Linked DNA regions of Homo sapiens: region 1 is linked to region 2. A link is a contact called in ENCODE Hi-C or POLR2A ChIA-PET data. All regions are on one chromosome and are shown on one strand. The core of a region is the stretch at or near the end of the contact, and the rest is flanking DNA. Distances in the headings are between cores, read along the strand shown.

Evidence for each region. A loop is a pair of places that touch in the nucleus more often than their neighbours do. ChIA-PET counts read pairs that join two places held with the same protein, here RNA polymerase II (POLR2A). Pooled maps may share reads with other maps.
Region 1: a loop to region 2 is called in a map of ascending aorta, with 3 times the contacts of the local background. The contact joins the promoter of HCCAT5 here to the enhancer-like site in region 2. A Hi-C loop is called at or near these places in 1 of 168 maps with a recorded cell type or tissue (ascending aorta) and 5 of 50 pooled maps. POLR2A ChIA-PET finds 5 or more read pairs at or near these places in 3 of 52 experiments (HepG2, WTC11 and activated naive CD4-positive, alpha-beta T cell).

Annotation. Positions count from the first base shown.
Region 1 is chr16:73,090,738-73,093,605 of GRCh38, reverse strand. HCCAT5 (hepatocellular carcinoma associated transcript 5) reads right to left here and starts at 1,257. Exons shown (of 3, transcript NR_027756.1): 1 at 621-1,257; 2 at 395-525; 3 at 1-142. It also overlaps a transcript of ZFHX3 not described here. RefSeq lists enhancers at 1-152, 153-653.
Region 2 is chr16:72,847,375-72,850,517 of GRCh38, reverse strand. All of the region lies in intron 4 of ZFHX3 (zinc finger homeobox 3), which reads left to right. Among named protein-coding and RNA genes, the nearest start is that of ZFHX3-AS1, 180 kb to the right of the region's middle. Within about 2 kb of position 1,642, at least 28 of the 41 ENCODE cell types and tissues checked have a DNase peak (open chromatin) inside an H3K27ac peak, as active enhancers do; they include ascending aorta, where a contact is called at or near this core.

The DNA.
Region 1 (2,868 bases), core at 8-2,507, 240 kb before region 2:
TTTGCAGGAGACGACCGGTTAGCCCAAGATGAAGACAAGGCCGAGAAATGGCTGGGCTCCAGGCTTGTGTGACAGCCCGAGAGTGGACAGGGCGCAGCTATGACTCCATCTCTTCTTACAGGACCTGGAAGCTCTGAGAGCCCTGGAACCCCCAAAAGAGCTGAGCGAAAGGGGCCCTCAAACGGACCAAAGTGATCAGCTGTGGTTCTGCATCTGCCAGACTTTTTCAGGGTCGTCCCCTGTGGCTTTCAGACGTCTGTTGGCCTGGGCACACTTCTGGCTTTCAATATGCATCTTTCCCCTTTGCAACCCAAACACGATGTGCAAAGGGTGGCACGTGGCCTTTGAGTGAACCTGGAAGTCAACGCCAGGTAGGACCGGATCATTCCCTTACCTCTGCATGCGCGTGGTCGTCCAGAGTTTCCCGAAAACCTCTGCTGGAGGTGAGGGCTCGTGGTTTGCAGCTGTCGGGGTTGTTCTTGTTTTCAGAGTTCTTTGATCCATTGCTGAAGAATGAAGGGATCTCTGGGAGGGGTCAAATAGCAAAAGGATATGTTAGAGAGATGTTTGAAAGGATGGAAGAAAACAAGGGCCCGAAGAAAAAGGAGAAGGGATTTCACCTCCAGGAAGGGCACACAGAGCATAAACGAAGGGATACAGGTTGGCTTTTCTCTGCAACTAGCATGGGTGGCTGGGAAAACAGGAGCGCGTGGGACACACACAGCCTCTCAGATTTACTGTTGTCCCTATTAAACTCCGGGTCTGCATGAGCCGTCTGTTCAGGTAAGGGCAGTGGAGAGCACAGGATGCCCCAAGCAACCCATAAATAGCAGGGTGAAGACAAAGTGTTTATTACTTAGCCTCATGAAGCCCATATAAGCGCTCTCCCAGAGCGCGAGAGAGCAAGAGCATGTGTAAGCCAGCCCGCGTGTGTGTCCCGGGAGTGGGAGCCCCAGACACGGCGTTCGCGCTCGGCTTGATTCTATGAAGGCGTCTATTTGATGGAACGTACTGGAACAGTTCATAGCCAGCCCAGCAAACCTTGTGTGGAGACAGAGCTTGCTTTTTCTCTTTCCTTTTCCTGTTTGCAGTGAGAATGAGGCCTTTCTCTCCCCGGCCCTTTGCTCTCCCCACAGTTGTCTCACGAGGTCACTTCCTGCTGACAGGCTCCTTTCAGTGCAAGGTTTGGATGGAAACAATACTCCGTTTTCTGGGGGACTGGTGAGGCTCTGGGCCTCACCAGGCTGTCTTAAACTTAAATGGGATATTGTTTCAGTAGGGCTGACAGTTTCTTCAGACAACTGGCTCTATGTGATGCAAGACTTTATCCTTTTTTGTGTGTGCATGTGTAAATATATATATGGTATCTTCATACCATCAACACGCAGTGGCAGAAAGGTGGCTTATGATCATGATGTTTGCTTTCAAGTCTGGTTCAACTACGCACTAGCTGCGTGTTCTTGGGCAAGTTACTAAGTGACTTTCCCTTTTTAGCTGGGCATTAGTGTCCTTAATTCACACTAGCCTGTCTATAAGAAATCTTCGAGCTCAAACATTCGTTGATTCTGTGATTGCAAGACACTACATCACTATGTTCAACAATGAACTTAAAAGCACTTTCTCTGAATAGCTAATATATCGGCAGAACCAATTTCTAAGAGCAGTTAAGGATATGTGCTGAATGTTCTGTTGAATATCCTGAATACTGAATGTATTGGTTTGCTAAGGTGAGGGGAAAGTAGAAGAGACCTATGTCATCACATTCTAGCGTCTCGAAATACCCTTATAGATATTCTCAGGGTTTTCAGCTACAGTGATCCTTGTGGCCATTGGATAGTATTTTGAAAATTAAGTGGCACTGTCAAATGCTATATTTTGCGAATTTCTGAATGAAGACTCAGCTCGACAAACTCTTTCATCCCATGAAGATCGTAAAATAAATGAATGCAATTCACCACAACTAAGGTTAACTATTTGGGGTCATAATATCAAATATCAGGGTCCTCAGAGGAAACTGACAGGATAAAGATGGGATTGAGCAAGGCTCAGTCTCTGAGATGCTAGGGACCATTTGACATAGCCAACCTCAGGCTACTGCTGGCCAGCTCTGCAGAAGTGTCGCCAGCACAGGAGTGTGTGCTGGCCTTCGAGGAAGGTAAGTCCCTGGCTGATCCAAGAAAGAGGGATTCCCTGGGGTTCCGCCAATAGGCACAGTGGGAATCACAGCCCTGCAGCCACTGAAAGCCATTGCCAACTCCTTTGTTGATCTCCATAAGGTTGTCTCTCCCAGGCTTACTGCCAATGCCCCTTTTGGAAAAGCGTGACACTGCTGGCTGCCTGATTAGTGGTCTTTACTGCTTTTTTTTTTTTCCCCGCTTTCTTTTTTTTTTTTTCCGAGACGGAGTCTCACTCTGCCGCCCAGGCTGGAGTACAGTGGCGTGATCTCCACTCACTGCAAGCCCCACCTCCCGGGTTCATGCCATTCTTTTGCCTCAGCCTCCCGAGTAGCTGGGACTACAGGCACCCGCCACCATGCCTGGTTAATTTTTTGTATTTTTAGTAGAGACGGGGTTTTACCGTGTTAGCCAGGATGGTCTTTATCTCCTGACCTTGTGATCCGCTAGCCACAGCCTCCCAAAGTGCTGGGATTACAGGTATGAGCCACCATGCCTTGCCTTTTTTTTTTTTTTTTTTCAATATGGGATCTTACTCTGTCTCCCAGGCTGGAGTACAGTGGTGCAATCATGGTTCACTGCAGCCTTGACCTCTTGGGCTCAAGTGATTCTCCCACCTCAGCCTCTCAAGTAGCTAGGACTACAGATGCACACCAGTACACCTGGCTAATGTTTTGTATGTTTTTTGTTTTGT
Region 2 (3,143 bases), core at 393-2,892:
AAACTTCTCGCTGCCCAGAGAAATTTTTTCCCCAACTTCGACTCTACAGTGATATAAGTGCTGTTGAAATGATTGACTATGTGTATTTCAACACACATGAAAATAGCACTTGTGTGCACAGATTTACTGCACACTTGGTAGTGACAGTGGGATGGTCGTTCGTCCTGTGGTAAGTCCTTTTCCGTACTGAAGCGTAGGAGTGAAGATGGGCAGGTGATGTTTCCATGTGGGACCTGTGGTCTGAAGTGCTAAGTGAGGTAGACACTGGTGGGTGTGACTTTGTAGGTGTGACAGTAGGTGTGACTGTGGCTTGGGGAGGCTGGGGTCAGGAAGGCTTCCCCAGGGTGGGCAGAGGGCTGATGATGGCTGTGGCTTGTGTTTTCAGGCTGGTCCCATCTGGAGTGTTGTCCCTAGTCCAGTCTGGGGCCTGAATCATTTCTATCAGTGCCTAACCTAGAAACATCTGATTTCTCTAATCCTCTTGTTTGCTCTGACAGTCCCCCGACCGTTCCCACCTTTTCTTTCAGCTTATGTCCCCTGACGTAGCTTAGCACTTTTGTCATCACTGGAACACGGAAAGGTGATTTTCAGATGGAAGGGTAGGTGTGAATTTTTTTTTTTTTTTTTTTTTTTTTTTTTTTTTTTTTTTTTTTTTTTGGTAGGTGAACTCCAAGTGGCAGAGAGCCCACCTGGAAGTCAGCTGAGAGCTGGAGCTCTAAGTAAAGGCACTCTTGACAGGGCTCTGTCTCCTACTCTCGAACAACCAGGGAAGTGAATGGCAGCCGTTGGCCAGGAATTGATTGCATTAATTGATATGCCAATAAGAACGCTTGTTACATCCGCCATTGGTTAGGAGGCCAGCTAACAAGTCCGCTGATCAATGGCACCAATAAAGATTTCATCCATTAATGAGGAACGTGGTAATTAATGTTATCCATAAACCTATTAGCCTGGCTAGCTAATGCACTGGTTAGTGCCATGAGTGGCAGTGTGGAAAGTGGGCAGGGCATGGGTTGGGACTTAGGCAGGATCGTGGGCACCATCTTGGCAGGATCGTGGCCTCATCTTCAGGCAGGTTTATTCCAAACGTAAGCACATTTCAACCTCCTGGCAGAGAGAGAAGTCAGGCTGAGCCGGCTGGGCCCCAGGCTGGAGTATGGCTGAGCCCTGCTTTTGTCCCCCTACCTGCTGGGAGGAGACCAAGCCACGTTTTTCTCTTGCAGCTCCTCTGGCTGCAGAGCTTTCCCACGCAAGTCTCTCAGGGGCTGTTAGGGGCGTAAATGGAATGACTGAGTTCCCGGGTCATTCCAGTCCCAGCTGGGCACACTGTCCCCAGGGACACTCTCCGTCAGTGGCTCACACGCACTGCCCTGTGCTCCTGGAGGGCGGGCGTTGGCCTCTTCTGGGAACCATGAGTGAGTGGTAAAGTAATTAACATCCCCCACCCCCGGGCTTCATTAGGAAGAAAAATTTTGCTAGACGAAAGAAAGAAGGAGAAACAGATGATTTGAAGCTGTGCCTTTTTCCTTCCCCCCTGGTTTTTTGAAATGACATCAGTGGGTTGTTTGCCAAGCATAACCTGGCAGCCCGGCGCTCTGCCTGCCTGCCTGAGATTTCTGGGGACCGTGCAGCTCGCCAGCTCCAGCCGTGGCAGCATGCCAAGGTGACGTTCCGTGACTAAGCAGAAACGAGGGAAAGGGAAAGAGGGAGGAAGAAGGTATGTGTGGTTGGGGAGCTGGGGGAGAGAGTGGTCCTGGGTCTGGGCGTGGCATGGGGAGATGAGGAGGCATGTCTGGGGGCATCTGATCAGGAGGGCGGGCAAGAGGGGCAGGCACTGGCAGGCCAGGAGGTGTTCCAGTGGCATAGGGGGTGGGAGGGGGGGCACAGGGTGATGGCCGCAGACCCAGCCTGGGAGGCCGCCGAAGGGGTCTGACTTAGGAGGGAACCAAATGAGCCACAGTGAAGGTGACAGCCCAGAGGGCCTGGAACTGTTGAGGAGGAGGCTTAGGAAGCTTTTATCAGCATCAGGCCTGATACTCCACAGCGGAGTTTCCTTTGCATTGTTAGGTATTGACCCTCAGAGACCCCTTGTGGATTCCCTAATTGAAAATTAATACTAGATCAATGCCATGGGCAATTTGCATATTGATCATAAACAACTTTGAAGGCACCGAGTGTGCGGCAGATCAATAGGGCTCGTGAATAGGCTGCAGAGGGAGCACCTCCCAGTACAATGCGCTCCGAGAAAGGTTAATGATTTAGGAAGTTCCTAACTGCTTAGCGCAGGGAACAGCCCCCACACCACACAGCATCCCCAAGAGCAATTAGTGCCAGGCCTGAGCGCCTGCCCTCCATTCCCCCTCAGCACCCCCATCCCCAGGAGCGGAGGGAGGGCCACTGTGCTGGTGTGAGGCAAGGGGCTGGCGACCTGTGTTTTTACAGTTGCCTTTTTTGGTGATGGATGAAGTCTTGGGGCAGTTTATTCTGGGAAGCTACTGTAAAAGGCAGCAGCTAAGTTCAGGCTCCAATCATTGTCCTGACCCCTTCCCCAAAACACAGTTCTCCTGATGATGTGAATGGAATGAGATGGAGGAGGGGAGGAGCCTGGCTGCACCCAGCCTCCTCCCCCTCGGGCTTCAGATCAATGTGGAACCTACATTAACGTTTGCTTTAAGCCGTGATGGGTTTGGCCCTGGTTTGCTTCCTGTTCCATTCAGCTCTCATCTTTGGGCTTTTATGTCTTCGCCCATCGCTTACTCTCCCCTGCTTTGCGTCTGCTTGTTTTTGCTCTGGCTTTAGGCCTTGCCTTTTGGGGTGTCCCTGTTGGGTCCCCAGCAAGCCTGGAAAGGAATTCACTCCTCTGGGGAGATTCCCTTTACCTGCCACCCCTCCCCTTCTTTATCCTGGCCTCCATCCATCCCCTCTTTTCCCTTGGCTGCGGAAGCTGTGTGTGGATCAGCTGCCCTGGGGGTGCTCCGGGCTCACTTCTTAACATTGCAGCAAAACCTGGAACACTCCGGGGCCTGACCACTGAGTTTCTTGGAGCTCCCAGGGTACCAAGAGATGGCTGGTCCTAGGTTCAGGGCCAGATGCAGCCTGCAGAACTAATGCTGCCTGCCTGCACCTAGCTGCCTTGCTCCAGC